Regions from separate parts of the Homo sapiens genome. Here region 1 is linked to region 2. The links are chromatin loops, found by intact Hi-C in ENCODE. Cell type or tissue: heart right ventricle. All regions are shown on one strand. Each heading gives the region's core, and the rest is flanking DNA. Links, peaks and the distances in the headings are about the cores only. Region 1 overlaps FXN (frataxin). Region 2 overlaps APBA1 (amyloid beta precursor protein binding family A member 1).

What was found. Hi-C counts contacts between places; a loop is a spot of excess contacts. Peaks named below come from ENCODE experiments on the same cell type or tissue, not always from the same donor. Only the 100,000 strongest peaks of a DNase experiment are listed, where the experiment ranks them.
Region 1: it touches region 2 in a loop (5-fold over the local background); 21 of 110 quality-filtered maps call a loop at or near these places.

Annotation. Positions count from the first base shown.
Region 1 is chr9:69,043,684-69,046,291 of GRCh38, reverse strand. All of the region lies in intron 1 of FXN (frataxin), which reads right to left. Among named protein-coding and RNA genes, the nearest start is that of FXN, 9.2 kb to the right of the region's middle. RefSeq lists an enhancer at 1-922 and a silencer at 1,225-1,519. In heart right ventricle, for the core only: no CTCF peak of the experiment used is centred there; no DNase peak of the experiment used is centred there; H3K27ac peaks cover 1,442 bases.
Region 2 is chr9:69,540,121-69,556,857 of GRCh38, reverse strand. The region is part of intron 1 of APBA1 (amyloid beta precursor protein binding family A member 1); the gene reads left to right. Among named protein-coding and RNA genes, the nearest start is that of APBA1, 120 kb to the left of the region's middle. In heart right ventricle, for the core only: CTCF peaks have their summits at 7,038 and 7,244 (motif pointing right); no DNase peak of the experiment used is centred there.

The sequences.
Region 1 (2,608 bases), core at 1-2,500, 500 kb after region 2:
GCCTGTAACCGAGTGCTCCATTTTTTCTAAGAAAAAGGGAATATGTTGCTTTTCTTAAAAAAAATTATCCTCTCTTCTCTTCTCCTCTCCCCTGGTTCCCGGTTTCCTACTTAGCCCTTCAGAAATGCAAATATAACCTTTCACCTCCCCTTCACCATACATTCCCTTCAGGGCAAGCTTTTCTAACTGTATGCTCTTCCAGAGCACAGATCTCTCCACATGACAGTAGATTCGCAGACCAAAGCAAACCCATCACGGAACTTTCACCTCCAGTGGGTGGTGGCCTGGCACTTCCACCCTTGGGGGTTGCCTCAGGACTTTCATTCACTGGGAGGGCATACTGAAAGCATGCCCACTTGGCCACTGCTACAGCTTATTACTAACCAGGAAGGTGCCAAGTCAACTGTCCTGTAGAGTATGCACGGAACTAGCAGAGGGACCCCCCCACTTGCCCTTGCACACTTCCCCCCTTACCTTATAAAAGTGTCCACTTTCTACTTCCAAGGGGAAGCAGCACTTTTAAAGAAAGGCAGGATGCTTTGTACCCCTCACCCAAGCTAGTTTCGGAGTAAATTCACTTTTTTTGGTACCAGGCCTTGCTCTTGTTAATTGGACTCTGCATCCGGTGAACAACTAACCTGCATTTTGGTTAAATAATCATGCTGAAGTTTTTTTTTTTGGTTTTTGTTTTTTGTTTTTGAGATGAAGTCTCGCTCTGTCGCCCAGGCTGGAGTGCAGTGGCACGATCTCGGCTCACTGCAACCCCCGCCTCCCGGGTTCGAGTGATTCTCGTGCCTCAGCCTCCCGCGTAGCTGGGATTACAGGCACCCGCCACCGCACCCGATTTTTTGTATTTTTAGTAGAGACGGGGTTTCACCATGTTGGCCAGGCTGGTCTTGAACTCCTGGCCTCAAGTGATCTGCCCTCCTCAGCTTCCCAAAATGCTGGATGTGAGCCACCGCACCCAGCCCTATATTAAAGTATTTTAGGAATATTTCTTAGGATTTTTTTTTTTTTACCTTCTTTTAGTGCATTACAGTGATTCTCCCTGTGTCTCTCTAAGCCCGTGTTTTCCAATAGGCTAGCCAACAAGCCACACGTAGCTATTTACATTTAAATTTAATGAGATAAAATATAAAGTCAGCTCCTCAACTGCACCACCAGTTTCGAGAATCCTGTGGCCACATGTGGCTAGTGGTGCAGACACAGCATTTCCATCACATCAGGAAGTTCTACTGGGCAGGGCTGCTGCAGGCTGTTCAGGTTACAGGGTGGTTAGCAGGAGGCTGGGAGGCATCCACAATGCTCTTAAAAGGTCACTAAGAGAGGCAACAGGAAATAGCAAGAGGCAGAATCCTGCTGAAGTCCAGAAGATTTGGCTCTGACTGCTGACTGCTGTCTGACAGATCTTATTATCATGATCTGCAGGACAGAATGTGACCTGTTGATTTTTTTTAGTCCCTAACTGCTGGACATCCAGGTGACAGGGTCTGAGTTGATTACCACCAGCTCTGCTGACCAGCTGGGGAGATGAAGGAAATAATCAGACAAGAGCCACTGGGGCACAAGAGTGGTGCAGCTGGAGTAGGGAGATGCAGGGGAGGTGACAGGGGAGGTGATGGAGCGAGGAGGGGGCGCCCTGGGTCTTGCCAAGGACCTCAGCTGGACGTCATCCTGGGAAGGCACCGAAGGGCTTTAAGAGATTGGTGATAAGGTTTACATTCTCCAAAGGTCACTGGTTGCCATGGAGAGAAGAGGCGAGAGACTGTTAGTTACTGCTCTTGAGCCAGCAGTGCCCTTAGCAAACTCAGAAAAGAGAAGGCAGAAGGCACAGGGCTGGGAAGTAAGTGGAGGAGGAAACGGGCTGGGGGACAGTGGATGGGGAGGGTGGGGCAGAGTGCAGACCTTAGAAACACATGTCTCTGAAGAAGTGAGAGGGCAGCCATGATAACCACTGTTAGAGCTATCGCACATTCTACAGTGTTCTCCATCTGCTTGACACTGCTCTCAGCCTTTATGTAAATGGACTCAGTCTTCATTACAATCCTGTGAGGGACGTACTCTTATTACAGTCCTTATTCTTGGTAGTTATGTGCTACAAAGTTGCCACAAACACTCAACGAGCAAATTATTTATAGGAGAAATACAAGGCTAGGTACCCTGTAAGCTGCTGGTCACAACATTGTTACCAATCGATCAATATATAACCTTATTTCTGTTTAAAGACACCTTATGTAATATATATAGTTGATTCATTAACACTGATCTTGGCTGGGCATGGTAGCTCACACCTGTAATCCCCGCACTTTGGGAGGCCAAGGTGGGAGGATTACTTGAGCTCAAGAGTTTGAGACCAACCTGGGCAACATAGAGAGACCTCATTTCAACTTGAAAAATAAAAAACATGAGGCCGGGCATTGTGGTTCGTGCCTATAATCTCTGCAGTTTGGGAGGCGGAGGCGGGTGGATCACCTGAGGTCAGGAGTTCAAGACTAGCCTGGCCAACATGGTGAAACCCCGCCTCTACTAAAAACACAAAAATTAGCAAGGCGTGATGACATGTGCCTGTAATCTGTGCTACTCAGGAGGCTGAGGCAGAAGAATTGCT
Region 2 (16,737 bases), core at 6,183-8,682:
AGTCCCTGCCCTTGAGAACATTTTAGCTGAATGTTTGCTAATTTCCTTTTCCACGCTGCCTCTGCACATTAGATATCAGTCTGTTTCCTAAAATCTTTCTTAACTTTCCTAAATTAAGGCTTTGATCACCAAATTATGTATCCCATGGGTGCTTTTGGTTGACACAAAAGAAATAAAACAACCTGTCACAGTTAATTTTACAATATAATTAAAGAGCCAAAGCAACTGTTGAGACTGGGCATCATCCCCTATCTCTAAGGAATAAATAATGCAGAGGCTCGTGTTTTTCTAAAAGTGCTAACTATTGGTCCCTTGGCAAAGAATAATAAAGTACAACTGCACTGGGCCACAAACTGGCCCTGGGCATCAGAATTCTCACTGCAGTGGAAGTTGTCTTTGGCTGCAGTTGTGTAAACTCCGACAGGCTGTCCAGCACAAGTGTGACCACAGACTTCCTCCAGTCTAGGTGTGTCCAGGATCTCTCTGCCTTCTTATACTTGTCCCCAAGACTTCAGTCTTTAGTGTGGACTGAACAAAGATGTAAATGCTGTGGCTTGTTCTTGCTGACCAAAGGAAACTTGATTTTGTTTTAGATCCAGATATATTTGAACTGATTCGATATTTTCCACTTGATATAAAGTGGGGAGGCATGTCAATGTGATAGTAACAGATTTCTCTTCATTATGTTTATATCATTGCTGTGCTTTAAGGGTTCCTATGAAAGACTTCATTCACTGAATGTGAGTCCCTTGTTGGAGAATTTCTAAATGCTTTTGTGTTTAAGTAGCTATTTGTTTTGAGCTAGAAATATGAAAGTGGTTTGGTTTTTGTTTTTTTTCTTTGTTGTTGCCACTTAACTGCTTCCTCTTTTGGGGTTGATCAGTTTTAGGTTTAGATTAAAACAGGCACCTGAGTCATAAACAAACTTTAACAGATAAATGGATAATATTCTCATTATATAACTAGCTTATTATAATTCTTATGAATAACACTAAGGCCACAATGGATAAATGAGCAGAGGACATGACAGTTTCCTAAAGAGAAAATCAGATGGCTAGTATGCATCTCAAAAACTGTTCCACTCACTAGTAATAACAGATGTAAATTAAAGCAACCATGAAGTATCCTTTCTCATTGCTAAAATTCTACTTTAGTTACTTATTTCTAGACATTTTAATTTTAAAAAGGCATTAAATATTTTGATGAATCTTGTTAAGTTGATAAAACTTTTTTTATATTTTGCCAAAATGTTTGTTAAATACCAAATATACTACCAAGTATGCCAGTATAGAAGGATAGATGGCTGGTTCTCTGCACCCTTTTCTATATTGAGATGATTCATTCTTTGAATTTTGCCAATGATTAAACAAATTACTGCACAACATATGAGATAATACTTGCAGGCATTAAATTTATATTTATGGATATTTTACATAACACAGAAAATATGCTTATAAAAAGGACAAATGACATTTTATGTAGCCCCAGCCTTCAAAACTCATATAGTCAAATAGAATACAAGGGAGGGTGAAGGGTGTGTGGTATCTAGCACCACCAGCCTGGTTATCCATTCCTTCTATTCCCTCGCCACACAGTCTAAGGAATGTTTTAAATCTGGGTGAAACAGCCCAATGCTATAGCTTGTTTCCTCCCATGCATTGAAAAATGATTGCACAAATGTTATTAAAACTTATCTCTGTGGTTAAATAATCTACTACTCTTTGGAAGAAACCTGGACCGTCTCCAAGCAAAATGACTTTCTGATGTTGCAATGCTCTTGTCTGCCATGCCTCACTTAGTTTTGAATGCCTGAATTATGGGAATGTCGTTTTCTTAGAACACGTGCGGGACGTAGGAATCATCAGTTGTGCTCCAGCTCTCTTAGCTTAGTCTGTCTCCATGCTATCATCTGTTATGTCTGCGATGAATGCTTAAGAAATGGTCTTGTGAAGAGAGCTGATCTTTCTGCAGGTGTTCTTACTACTGAATCAAAATAAATAGAAAAAGCTCTCATAAAAAGACTTATCTTTGGAATCTGAGGACATCACCATGTGTGTTTTTTTTTTACCCTAAAAATATCTGCTGTTCTTTGCTATTTTTAAAGTGTGTGCTTATTTGAGAGGCAGTAGCAAAATCTCTCATTCAAAATAATCTTATTTTTAAGGTAGAAAAAAATTAGAACTGATGAAATGTTTTGACTGGTGTATCATGGAGGCACTGAGGAAAGCTGTTCTTATGAGCACATAGGTCTTTGTTGTATAATATTTAAGCTCCTTGTGTGCCGCTGGAAACTTCTAGAGTTTCTCTGGGTGCTGATCATTTTGGAATGGAGATATTAGAGGTTTGCAGTTCTCATCATCAAAAACCACTAATGGATCACAAGTGAGTTAGTTGTACCTATATCTAACTTCTTCAAGTATAGAATATATGGTGCCTACTAATTGTATAAAGATGTCTTAGTGTAAGGAGAATTGGGTGGGCTTTAGAATGTGACACCCTAGGATCAAGTTCTGGGTCTGTTACTTACTAAGTACATGACCTTAATTTACTCTTAATTTACTTAATGCCCCTGAGTCTGCTTCTTCACCTGAACTGTGGGAAGAACAATACTCACTTGGTAGTGTTGTGAGGATTAAAGATAGTATGTGTCCTATGGAAGAATCAATGTATGCTATTACCATTAATATTTCCGTAGCATTTTATTGACACTGTAAACAGTAGGTATTTGAATATGTTGCTTTTTTCAATGTCTTTACAATTCACCCAAGTTGAACATGATATACTAGGGGCTTAGTTTCTAATCTGGATGAGTTTTTCCAGGTGACACACACTTTCTGTCACCTTTGTGCTCAATTGCATGCCCTGCTGAGATGGCTCAAGGGGGTCTCTGTTGTTTTCTAAGACCTGGAAATGGAGCCCTTTTCACCAGAAAAACCAATAAGACCATATAAGATTCAGTCCACACTTGTGTGTTTATTAGCACCACGCTGAACCAAATATATTTAATTGGATGCTTAATCATTTTGATTCAGATACTTTATAGGGTGTGAGAAAGGTATATTCTATTTGTGGCAGGAACTTGTGATGTAAAGTATGTAGAACAGTCTGTAGAAAAGATCTGTGGCTCCTAAACTTAGAATTCTCAGATCATTTGCTATGTCCATCTATCCCAGTCTTAACCCCCATGGAAATCTGTCAAAAACAGTGTCCGTGCTGGAAGTGACCTAAATGTGCATCAGTAAAATAATGGATGAACAAATTGAAGTATATTCATACCATGCTATACTGCTCAACAGTGAAAAATTCTGAGTTACTGATAGATACAATGACATGGGTGAATTTTAAATCATTATATTGAGTTAATAAAGCCAGACACAAAAGAGTATATACTCTAAGATTAGATTTTTATGAAGTTCAAGAACAGAACAAGTACATCTAATCTCTGATGATATAAGTGAGAATAGCAGTTACCTATAGGGGTAAGGGGAAGTATTGGCTGAGAAGGGGCAAAAAGGAATTTTCTAGGGTGATGGAAATGGTTTATATCTTACAAGGATGTGTATACAAGCGCACACACACATACACACATTCATCAAATTGTACATTTAAGATCTGTGCATTTATGGTATCTAAGTTATACCTCCATTAAAAGAAAAGTGCCAGCTGGGCATGGTGGCTCATGCCAGCACTTTGGGAAGCCGAGGCAGGCAGATCAATTGAGCCCAGGAGTTCAACACTAACGTGGGCAACATGGAGAAACCCTGTCTCTACAAAAACAATACAAAAATTAGCCGAGTGTAGTGGCACATGCCTGTATTCCCAGCTACTCAGGAGGCTTAGGTGGGAGGATTGCTTCAACCCTGGTGGTTGAGGCTGCAATGATCTGAGATTGTGCCACTGCACTTCAGTCTGGACAACAGAGTAAGACCCTATCAAAAAAAAAAAAAAAAGCCCAAGAAAGGGCACCATTTCATTTGCAGAGATGAGCAAGGTGAGGGTAGAAGGAAATTAACTCTGAAAAATATCAGTCTCTCTAGGGTTTACATTTTATAAACTCCATTTCTGTAAAATTGAAGCGACCACTCAACTCTGATTTTAAAACCCAATGAAACCTGTCAGGGTAGCTTCCTGTACATGAATGAATTGGATCTCAACTTTTTTAAGTATAGCTTTTGCTCTGAAACAGAATAAACAGTATAAACAGTACTCACTTTAACAATAAGTTCTAGTCTTGAAATGCTAGACAGCGTATCTGTGTTGAATTTAGAAGTGTCATTGATTTTAAATCTCTCTTTGGATGCATTGATATTTCAATTTGGAGAAAAGAACAAATTGGGTTGTAAATTCATCTTCCCAGCTTGGGTTTGTTAAAATCCTCCATGGGGGTAGTGGGGGAATAAGTTACTTAGAGATGAATGTGAGTGTGCATTTGAACTCAATGTGAATTGATTTTCGTGCAGGACATCTTCATTTTATACATAAATAATGAGCCATTAGCTGATTACTCTCCATTCGCTCTGTGGTACGTGTTTTCTAATACTTGAACAGAAAAACACAATGAATCAAGCAAGGTGGAGGACATATCTAGGCTCAGCCTAAATGTAATAATCACCCAACTTGTGAAGATCATCTTGGAGGCAAACACTGGTGCTATCATTTCATTTTTTCCTTTTTAAAATCCTCATGATGGCTGAAAATTTTGTAAACAGCCTCTTCCATTGTCATATTCAAAGCTTTCAGGATACTTTCTTCTCAGTCTTTCCAGCCATATTCCCAACACTTCTGCAGGAACTGCCACCTCCAAGTTTCTGTCCATAGTGAACTGTGTGATATGTCTTTAAAACTCTGAACAGTTTCATGTTGGCCTCTCAGCACAAGTCAGTTCTTCCCCTCCTGTGTGTCTTTCCATCTCAAACCATAGATGCCATGCCTTCTGCAGAGTAGGCATTAAAGTTTTATGGAATTAAGGGAAGTAGAGAAAGAGAAAGCCTGCAACTGTCTGTACAGCGAAGATTAGAAGAAAAAATGAAATGTTGCAGATTTACCATTTCATGGTACACAGGTTTTGCACTGATAGAGATTTCATGGAACCTTTCAACAGCCTTGTTTCTCCTTGCCTTCAAACTCCATGATACAGAGTAATTAGGATTTTCGTTCCAGCAATAAAAAAGTTCACCCAGACTTCTTTTGTAATAAAATCATGTAATATTGGCAGAAAAAATACAGAAAACAAAGAGATTGGTCCTGAAATTCCATAAGCTAATGTTTACAAAGTAAACAGATTATTTTACTTTTTTTTTTTTTTGAGGCGGAGTCTCACCCTGTCACCCAGGCTGGAGTGCAGTGGCATGATCTCAGCTGACTGCAACCTCCGCCTCCCGGGTTAAAGCGATTCTCTTGCCCCAGCCTCCCGAGTAGCTGGGATTACAGGCGTGTGCCACCACGCCCAGCTAATTTTTTGTATCTTTAGTAGAGACAGGGTTTCACCATGTTGGACAGGCTGGTCTCGAACTCCTGACCTCATGTTCCGCCCACCTCAGCCTCCCAAAGTGCTGGGATTAGAGGCATGAGCCACCGCGCCCAGCCAGATTATTTTACTTTTTAAAATATTGATGTTAAGTTGTGAAGCTACATATGCTGTTACAAGTGACAATGTATAGCAGTGTTAACAAAGCAGCCGTGACCTCATTCCTGGAAATCTGTCACCAAGGCCATCCAAAAAGTATCCATTAAATTACTTTTCCAGATTTTTTCTTGTCCCAAAAATATGTTTAATGAACTTTATCTGAAGGCAGGATATGTCAATACTATTTTTTCTCATAGCTAAGGTTTAACACGCTCCTGATAAGGTTTTAAGATATTCATATAATGTATGTATTTTATGTATATTTACTTATATATTTATACATATATCTATGTTTATACATATCTATGTATGCATATTGATAGACTGTACACATATATCCATGAGATGTCCAATAAATTACTTACACATGGTAGAGGACTGTATGATGCTCCTCTTTGCTCCCACCTCAGGACTTTAGAACTTGCTGTTCACTTTGTATGGAATGCTTTTCCCCAGATAACTACATGCTCACTCTCCCATCTCCTGTATCTTCACCCTTGTTTATTCTCTTTACAGCACTTCTCAGAGCTCACAGGATATGTTTAATTATTTCTATTGTAAACTCCTCAGGGTAAGTTCCATGAGGGCAAAGACCTTGTTCATTTTATTCACTTTATATCCCTCGTGCTTATCACAATGCCATATAATAGAAGCTCACTAAATATTTACAGAATGAATGGATGAATGAGTGACTTAAAGGTAATTTGCTCCAACCCTCTACCATAATACATGATTTCTCTTTGTATTATTTCAAATAAGAACCTACATTAATGAATTAATTGAAGGGCACTTATAAAATAATATGGGAACAAACTGAATACAGAAGAGGTAAAAAAATAAAATAAAGGATGACTGAATTGATTTGAGAAAGAGGATGAGAAAAATTCCAGAGAGCATTTAAAAGGAAAGGAGGAAGAAGAACTCAATCTAACTCATGTTTATATCATGGAAAGAAATTGCATAATTTTCCATCAAGTTTATTATTTTTATCACTGCATCCCTAAGTTAATATGTGCACAACACTTTACAGTTACAAGTACAGTTTATAATAAAACAGCTAAATAAATGAAAGCAAGCTGCATGAGGACTGATGAGAATATATCATGAACCAAAAGATTATAAGGTCCAATACAGAAAACACTGTACATATCTCATCTAATTTAGACCTCATAACAATCATAGAAGTTAAGTGGAACTGGTATTATTCCCATTTTTCAGATGTAGAAACTGAGTCTCAGAAACTTTAAATGATGTGCCTCAAATTTGCACATATTATGTATACCAGACTCCAGATTCTGTGCCATATCTTTAGGATCGAAAGCCTGTACTAAATGATTGGAAAACTCAGTTCCAATTTTTCAGCAATCCTGGGAAATAAGTTAGAAAAATATGAATTAGAAAATTATATCTCCTCTGTCCCAATGTAAGCCTTCTTTCCGTGTTTCTATCCACCTCAAAGTATTCCTTTTTTGAAAAAGTTACGATTTGTTTTAAAGGTCCCCTACTTTTATTTTTTCTTCTTCCTCGGACACTTTATAACTATTGATTGAATTGATATGAATCGAATTTTTCGGATGTAAAAGGTTCTTCACTGTGCAGTTACCCTCTTTTACCACGAGAGGTCACCTACAGGCCAGTGAGGCCGAGGGGTTTTGAGAAGTCGTAGACGAACTTGAGAGTTAAAATTCATGGGCCATGTCATGATTCTGATAGAGTGTGAAGTTGGTGACTCATAGGATCGAAGTGGCAAAAAGTGAAATATGTGGGTTTTGAGACAACTTTGGGTGAAAGTGGGGCAGAGGGCAAGACGACAAAAAGTGCAGAGGCCTCGGCTGGCTGTGTATCCTCTCTACGACATTCTTAAACAGTGTTCTAAGCACCTATAGTGTCCCAGGCATGGGCTTAGTGTTTGGAGAATGACAGTAAGGCTACAGCCTCTCCTCCCCAAAACCCACATCTAGCAGGGTGACTGACAGCCAGCCCACTCTTTACATCCACTAATGTGCCCTGTCCTTTGCTTTAGAGATGAGATTGCAAAGTGAGAGCCTGCAACGGCCTTCCCCTGGATTTGTTTGGCGTTGGCGCTTGTGCTGTTCTGTAACTACTATATATTGCTTTTTCTTCTACCTGGCTTGCTTCACTCATTTGCATCATCTGTGTGGCCCTGTAGACATTTGAGTCTGTCCCTGTGATTTCCCTGCATGCCCATCATGAAGACTAGCCCTACCCGGCCTTTGCTCTTACTCTAAGAGGTCTGGTTCCCACCACCCCGGGCATTTCAGGGCTTCAGCTGTCCTGCTGCCTCAGCAGCTGCTTCTGTAACAAAGTAGATGTCAGCTACTTCAACTCCAGATGAGATCCGAAGTCAAATGAACTTGTTTGCCTCAAAGAGAAGAACAAAGGGGCTTTGTGGGGAGGAGGGGAGCATTGCAACCAGTTAATGAGCAGAGTGTTCAATCTAGAGCATGTCCAACATGGCCAGCCCTGAGGGCATGTGTGACCAAATGGCATTGGTGCAGGCAGCCTCCAACAGCACATAACCATGTTCTTTCTCTTCCAGGGTTTCAGTCCTTCCCCATCTTTTCCTTTTTCTTGCTTACCTCCTGAGCACCCTATTGCCTTTTACCCTTTAATGGCCTCCAGTCCGTTAATTTGTCAGAAACTGTTTCTGTGCAGGTAAGGAGACATTTCATTTATTAGCTTGCTTAAAGCTATGAAGAATATTTCGGAAGAGCTTGCAGCCTCTGCCAACCCACTTATATTAGTTTCCTATTGTTGCTGTAACAAATTACCACAAACGTAGTGACATAAAACAACAAAAACCTATTATCTTAAGGTTCTGTAGATGGGAAGCTGACACAGGTCCCATGGAGCTAAAAGCAAAGCGTCGGCAGGGCTCTGTCCTTTCTGGAGGATCTAAGGGATGATCCATTTTCTTACTCATTCAGGTTGGCAAAATGTAGGTCCCTGAGGTTGTAGGACTGAAGTTTCCATTTCCATGCAGCTGTGGGCTGAGGGTCATTCCCAGCTGCTTGCATTGCTTGGTTTATGTTCCTTTCTCCCGTCTTCCAAGTCAGCAGCAGGAGAGGGGATTGTGCCAAGTCCTCCTCATGTTTTGAATCTTTCCTCTTTCTTTGGTCCCATCTCTCTGACACAGTTGGAAAAGATTCTCCATTTTTAAGGACTCATGATTAGGTTGGGCCACCCAGATGATCCAGGATAATCTCCCCATTTTAAGATTCATCCTCTTAATTAGGTCTACAAAATCCCTTTGTAATGTAAGGTAACATCTGTACAAGTTCTGGGACCCAGGGTGTGGACATCTTTGGAGGCCATTTTCCACTGACCACACCACTGAACCCATCTCTTGGGTTGGTAGGAACCCCAGGTGGTGGTTGTGTTGGAAACCAGACATGGAGTAGACTGCTGAGTAAAGCACTTGACTGAAATGGGGAAAGCTTGGATCTTCTTCCAGCCTTGAAGTCATGGCACTGGCCAAGGCAGTGGGGCTTTGGTTCTTTTAGGGTATCACCAATATGTCTAGCATTAAACTATCTTAAAAATGGACAATTAATACAATTGCCTCAAATTCTAGTAATCAGCATTTTCAGTGGCTAGTGTAAGAGAGACCTATTCAATATGCATTCTTCCTTTCTTCATTACTAAGAGAACCCAGATTTTATTTGGGGTAGCAAGGTGTCCAGCCAAACAACAACCCTGGTTCTAAGTTTTCCTTGCAGCTAGGGGTGGTCAGTGTGACACATTTCTGGTTGAGGAGATATAAATGGAAGTCACTAGATGGGGATTCTAGGGAAGCTCTCTAAAAGAAGCTGACTGCTGAAATGCACCTTCTTTACCTATGCCCTGTCCCTGTTGCCTGCCTGGAATACAGACACGTGGCAGGCACTGAGGCTGCCATCTTGGAAATGTGGGAGTCAAGCTCTAAGGATGGCTGACTGGAGAGCTGGAAAGAGCTGAGTTGTTCCGTAACAGTATTGTAAAACTCCAGTACCATCCTTGGACTGTCCCCCTCTGGATTTCTTTTGTATGAGAGAACAATATTGAGGGCGTGAGAGAAGAGGGGTTGCCCTGTTCTTAAGCAACTGAATTTAATTCCTCACTGGTCTCTGTACTCCGACAATTGATTCTCAATCTAAAGACTTACAAGATTCATAAGTGTCTTCTAGCAACAGGAAATAACCTGTGAAAAAGGAACTTTCTTAATACTAAATTTAGCCCTAATAATTTCAAAACAGAAGTAGTTTTAAATGTATGCGTAACACTTTTAAACTGCCGTAGCTTTTTCACATATGTGATCTCATTTTATCATTGCAGTAACTCTATAAAGTAGGTGGGTCAGAAGGGTGCATATCAGCATTGCCTTCATTGACACTTCAGGAAACTGAGGCACAAAGAGCTTCAGCAGCCTCTTAAAGATCCTAAGTTATTGTTTATATCTTTTAACTCTAAACCATTTGCTCTCTCCTGCTCCTTACTTTAAGATTTATTCCCTAATGTTATATATTATAAGAAACATAGTTTATGATGTTTTTTCTTTTGCCCACCATGTGTATTTAACATGGAAAAATGATAAAATTAATCTTTGCAAAGTATCTCTCCCCCCAGAAATGGGCAACTTACTTAAGCTAGTTCTAGTTAAGGAGGAATTGGTCACACCTATAGAAAGACCTCTCAGAAAAGAGGATGGCCAGACCCTAGGAATGGATCTGTGACCGTGGAAGCCATTAGGGGGCAGCGCCCTCTTGGTTATCTTACTCCCTCCAGTTTTCTTGGTCTTCCCTAATTAAATCATGGCAGCTCAGGCAGAGTCCCTGAGTGGGAACAGTTCCTACAGAAATGGAACTGTGGGCAGGAAAAGCAACCCACAACATATCTCTGGCAGTTATTTCCCCAGCACTGAAGTAGACTGACCTCCGCATCAGAATAACTCGCTCTGCTACTGTTGTGAATGCTCTGATCAGAAGGATTTCAGATTTCCACAGTTTCATGGGTTAGCCTGAAAGGCAAAATGCTGATTTTTATGCTGATGAAATAAAATGTAGGCCAAAAAATACAAATGATACCCCCCAAATACAAATGACAACCTCATTTTCAGATTGCATTCTCAATCTGAAGGACTGAAGAATTCTCAGTCTGAATTCCTAATTTTTTAAAGTAAATTTATCTTGTATAATTTCAAAGTTTGTCATACTTTAGAAAATTTATAAACTTATGAAAAATAAAAAAGTGTTTTCCCTCTAGCTAAAGCAGAAGTAGCTCTTCAAATACCCCCTCTTTCTTTGAAGAGGTGACTTCCACCTGTATCTTCCATGATGTTTACAAGCATATATACTGAAGGTCATTCATTTGTAAGTTAATTGGCAAAAATATCTTGTTTTCAAATACTCTTTCTTTTTGCATTCAAAGTCATTTCACATCTGAGCCAAAATGAGAAGATTCAGGACATTATAAAATCATCATCATGAATGCGTGATGACTTTATAGTAAAGAAGACTTCTTACATATGTGCATTTTAAAAGTCACCCTGACGGTTACAAATTGTAGCAGAATAGGCTCAGGCTCTGACATCAACGTGTTTAGAATCCAGAGGGAGAGACAGATTGAACATGTGATAAATAATAAGAACAAAAAAATCCAACGCTTTATGACTATCTGCAAGCATCTTCCGTGAGTTAGCAGGTGTCTCCCTGCCTGATGTGATCCTGTGTTCTTGTTTATATTGGCTAGAATTTTCAGTTTCAAGTAGTAGAGACTAACTCAAGCTAGCTTAAAGAGGAAAGAAAATGGGGACAAGATATAAAGAATTGGGAAGTGTCTTACAGGTTCCAAGAACCAGAGGTGCAGCCTGGCCATATGAGGGACTGGAAAGCCAGCAAGAATCTAGGCAGCTCTTGTTTTTTGTGTGTTTTGATTTTGGTTTTGGCTTTTTGTCCCAGTCTCCCACATCTGTCCGTTCTTTCTCCATTTTAATTTTTCTTTGCCGGCTAGCACATCATCTATCAAGCCCATTTTGTTTAGTCTGGCTAAGTCACAACTCCTAAGGTAGTTTTGTTCCTCCATTCATGAAACCAGCCCAGATGAGAATTGAAATCTCTTAGTCCCATTTCTAAATTTCTGTAGAAAACTATGACCTATTCTGGGTGAGGGGTCTACCCCTAGTCAATTGGCTAAGGCCAGGGGGAAGAAACAGGTCCTAGGATCATGTGGATAGTGGAGAAACAATTCTAGAGAAGGTAGAACTCTGATAAGCTGAACAGAACCCCCAAGAGTGTCTTCTAGCTTCATTGAAGAACCATACATTGGATTTTAACCGGTGGGCCAAGGCCCTCCCTGGGTAGAGAATGGTGGGTGCAGGGGGGTGGGTGGAGACTTATATTTACTGAAGGGATCCTTCCTTGAAACCATCTACCTAGATAACAAGCATTCTCTATAGACTGAAAATAAATGGTATATTTTGAGCATATGTGTTGTAGAAGCTCTTAAAATTCATGCAATTTAAATTCTTTCAGTATGTTACCAAATTAGTTATATGTTTTAGTCATCATATGTCTTCAATATCAATAGTAAGGCTATTCTTTTGTGGGAGGAGTCCCTATTATGCAAAATAATGAAGGACCCTGTGTATAAGGTTAGGTATGGACTAAAAGTCTGTATGAGTAGTGAGGATTGGCTGGGATGTTCAACAGAAAGCTCTGCACATGAATTTTATTTTATTAGTTCCCTTATTTTCTTATATTATCATGAACCTGTCTAAAGACATCTTACTGCATGGGAGTATGTTATATGCATGTATAATAAATTGGTAGAAAGCCATTCTGAATGATAGATAATATTTAAATTGACTTTGTATTACTTTCAGCTATATTCAGTAACAGAAACTCAGCCATCAAAGAGTGACAGGGGAAGGTCCTTTGCAATGTGCCATAAGAAATATTTAAGCATGACTTGTAATTTGCATGCTGATTGTTGAAATGTGAGCAAATGCTTTTGAAGTGTTTTTAAAATATCCCTTAATGGTACCTTACATATGCAGGTACTGTTTGCAAACTCTTTTCATAGATATTGAGGAAGGAAAGTTTAAATTCAGCCTAAAAATAATAATAACAAAAAAGAGTAGTAGAAGGTAGTATTACTACGCAGTTTCTTGATACGAGCACTCCACACTTTATAAACATAATTTTATTCTTGCAACAAATGTGGATACTGAATCTATGCCTGTTTTATCCAGAAGGAAATTGAGTTTGAGAGGCCTACAATTTATGTCAAATTATTTGGATCCAAATTAATTTGTTTTTATACTGTGCAAAATACTCCTTTGAATGGAAGCAATGATGGCAGAGTGATCCAATTAACCCATTAGGTTAAGCAGGGAAATTTCAGACATTGCTAGCAAATTGGAGAGATGCATGGCTTCATTATTAAGACCAGATTCTGGAACAGGTCATATGATGCAAGTTAAAATCCTAACCCCACCAATTATCTGCTTTGTGACCCTGGGAAAGTTACTCAGCCTTTCTGTTCCTTGGTTTCCTCCTCCTTAAATTGAAGGTGGGTAATATAACAACTAGTTCCTAGAGTTCTTATAAGGGTTAAATAATATTTAAGCGCATAGAAGAGTCCCAGGAACATGAAATGCTATTGCAGTGCTTTTGACTGGCATGACCTTCTCAGCCTAGAGCCTGTGCACTTGGTATGTCAGCACAACTGAGGGACTGCTCCCAGAGCTATTTCTTCTTTAAGTACAGGGGGCCAGATCAGTGGCGGTCTGGAAAGGTAGCAGGGTACAAAATCAAGTACTTCCTCAGACCTATAATGCTTTACTTTCTAATGGTTTCCAGGTTTCCTTGCTCTGCCCCAGAGTAGGGAACCAAAACAGCAAGCAGAGCCACAAGTGCAGTGCAGGCTGTGGAGGACAGGCCGGGGGGGGGGGGGGGAAATCCCAGCACAGCAGGGAGTGGAAGTGGAGGGCCAGCTGCCAGCAGCCCGCAGTCCAGGCTCAAAGAACTGCCAGGGGCTCCCTCCAATTAGGGGCCACGGCCCCTCCCAGGCCTGCCAGTCTGTTTTAAATCCATTGAGTGCTGTTCTTAGAAACTAAGGAACCCTAACTAATTGGACAATAAAGGAAGATTTTGGTCTTGAGAGGATGGCACAGTAAATGGAGTTTGCAGCGATTTTGATTGCACTCTTACTCTGCAGCTGGCTGGCTGGGGCCTGCAGAAGCCTCTTAACCTCATTGTGCTGATTTCTCCTGCAAGGAAAACGAGAACTGGTTCACTTGCCCTCTCTTCTCTCCCCAGTAGTCTTCAGAAGATTAATTGCTATTTGTGATTCATTTTGATTTGGTTCAACGAAATACAACTAGGGTGAAATACTGTCCTTCTGTAATTCAGGAGAAATTATCCTTTTTAAGTACAGTGACCATTTATCACCCACACTTGGACACTTTTGAGAATAAAAGGGGGCATTAAACATAATTAAAATTCTATAATTTTGCTTGGAAAACATTTTGGCAGTTTCTTAACAAAACTAAAAATACCCTTACCATACACACAATCTAACAATCACACTCCTTGCTATTTACCCAAATGAGTTGAAAACTTATGTCCACACACAACCTGCTTGTGGATGTTTATAGCAGCTTTATTCATAATTGCCAAAACTTTGAAGCAACCAAGATGTCCTTCGATAGGTGAATGGATAAATAAACTGTGGAGCATCCATACAATGAAATATTATTCAGTGCTAAAAAGAAATGAGCGCTCAAGGCAGAGAAAGACATGGAGGAATTTTAAATGCACATTACTAAGTAAAAGAAACCAGGGCAGTGAAACTATTCTGTATGGAACAATAATGGTGGATACATGTCATTATATATTTGTTCAAACCCATAGAGTGTACATCATGCGCGAACTCCCAAGTAAACGATGGACTTTGTTTTATAACGATGTGCCAGTCTTGGTTCATTGACTGCAACAAATGCACCACTCTGGTGGGAGATGTTAATGGTGGGGGAGGCAAGTGTATGCAGGGTAGGGAAGAGGAGATGTATATGGGAACTCCATACATTTTGTTCAGTTTTGTTGAGAACGTAAAACTGCTCTGAACATAGTCATTAATTTTTAGAAATTATATAATTTTGGACATGTTTATTAGTTTCCTTATAAATAGATATATTTTTAAACTATTTTCAAAAAATTATTTTTATAAAAGTAAAATTTTTAAAAGAAAAAAGGTATTAACTCAGATGGTCCAAGGGAATTGGTGTTCACCTTAGTCCCAAACACATGCTGAATTGAAACTAAAAAGAAAATTAAAAATAACATGCTTATTATTTCAAGAGGAAATAAATTACTTTTGAATTTTAATAAATTACTTTTAAAGTTTTAATAAATTACTTATTAATTCAAGAGGAAATAAACTGCTTTTCTATAGTGTATTTACTCTTTTTATTGGGAACCTTTGCTGTCAAATGTTTCTCTCATTTTTTTCCTAGGTTTTTATTACTAACTTATTGAGTAATTCACAGCATACTAATGCTCCATTAACTGCTTTACATACATTAATTTAATTTAGTTCTTTTAAAATAGAGATTTCTTCATTCATTCACTCAAAAGTATTTACTGACCTACAACTCCACAGCAAGAAACCAAAAAAAAAAAAAAATGCAAAAAAGAGAGCAAATAACTTGAATAGACATTTCTTTTAAGAGGACATACAGATGGTCAATGGGTATATGAAAAGATGCTTAACATCACTAATCATTAAGGAAATGCAAATCAAAACTACAATGAGATATCACCTCATACCTGTTAGGATGGCCGCTATCAAAAACAAAAACAAAACAAAACCAGTAAATAACAAGTCCTGGCAAGGATGTGGAGAAATTGGAAACCCCTGTATACTATTGGTGGGAATGTGAAATGGTTCGGCTGATATAGAAAACAGAATGGGGGGGGGGGTCCCTAAAACAATTAAAAATAGAACTGCCTTATGATCCAGCAATCTCAGTCAAACTCACCAAAAGAATTGAAATCAAGATCTCAAAGAAATATTTGCAAAACATTTATCGTAGCATTATTCACAATAGCCAAGGTGTAGAAACAACCTAAATGTCCATTAATAGATGACTGTATAAATAAAATGTGATATATACATGCGTGGAATGTTATTCAGCCTTAAAGAAGGAAATCCTGTGATACGTGACAACATGTGAACCTATAGGACATTATGCTAAGTGAAATAAGCTAGTCACAGAAAAACAAATACTGTATGATTTCACCTATATGGGGAATCTAAAATAGTCAAAGGCTGAGCGTGGTGGCTCATGCTTGTAATCCCAACACTTTGGGAAGCCAAGTTGGGAGGATTTCTTGAGGCCGAAAGTTCAAGTTCAAGACCAACCTGGGCAATGTGGCGAGACCCAGTCTCTACAAAAAAATTTAAAATTAGCCGGGTGCGGTAGTTCATGCCTGTGGTACCAGCTACTTGGAAGGCTGAAGTGGGAGAACCGCTTGAGCCAGGAGATCAATACTGCAGTGAGCTATGATAGCACCAGTGCAGTCCAGCCTGAGTGACAGAGCGAGACCCTGTCTCTAAAATAACTAAATAAATAATAAAATAGTCAAATGTACCTAAGCAGAGAGTAGGTAGTGGTTGTCAGGGGTTGCAGGGGAGGGGACAATGGGAAGTTTCTATTCAACAGGTATAAAGTTTTGGTTGTGCAAGATGAGTAAATTCTAGAGATCCATCATACAACATTGTGCCTACACTTAGCAATACTGTACTCTATTGTACAGTTACAAATTTATTAAGAGGGTATCTGTCATGCCAAGTGTTCTTACCATAATTTAAAAAAAAATGTACTGAGCACTTCTTAAGTATCACACACTATTCCAGACACTAGGGACACAGTCATGGTGGGGGAGAGAGACCAACAATAAATAAATATGTAATATATCAGGTAAAAAGTGCTATGAAGAAAAAGTAAGCAGATAGTGATGGAGATTACTATTTTAGATAAGTTGTCAGGGAGCATGTCTTATAAGGTGACTTTTGTTGTTGTTGTTGTTGTTGTTGTTGTTGTTGTTGCC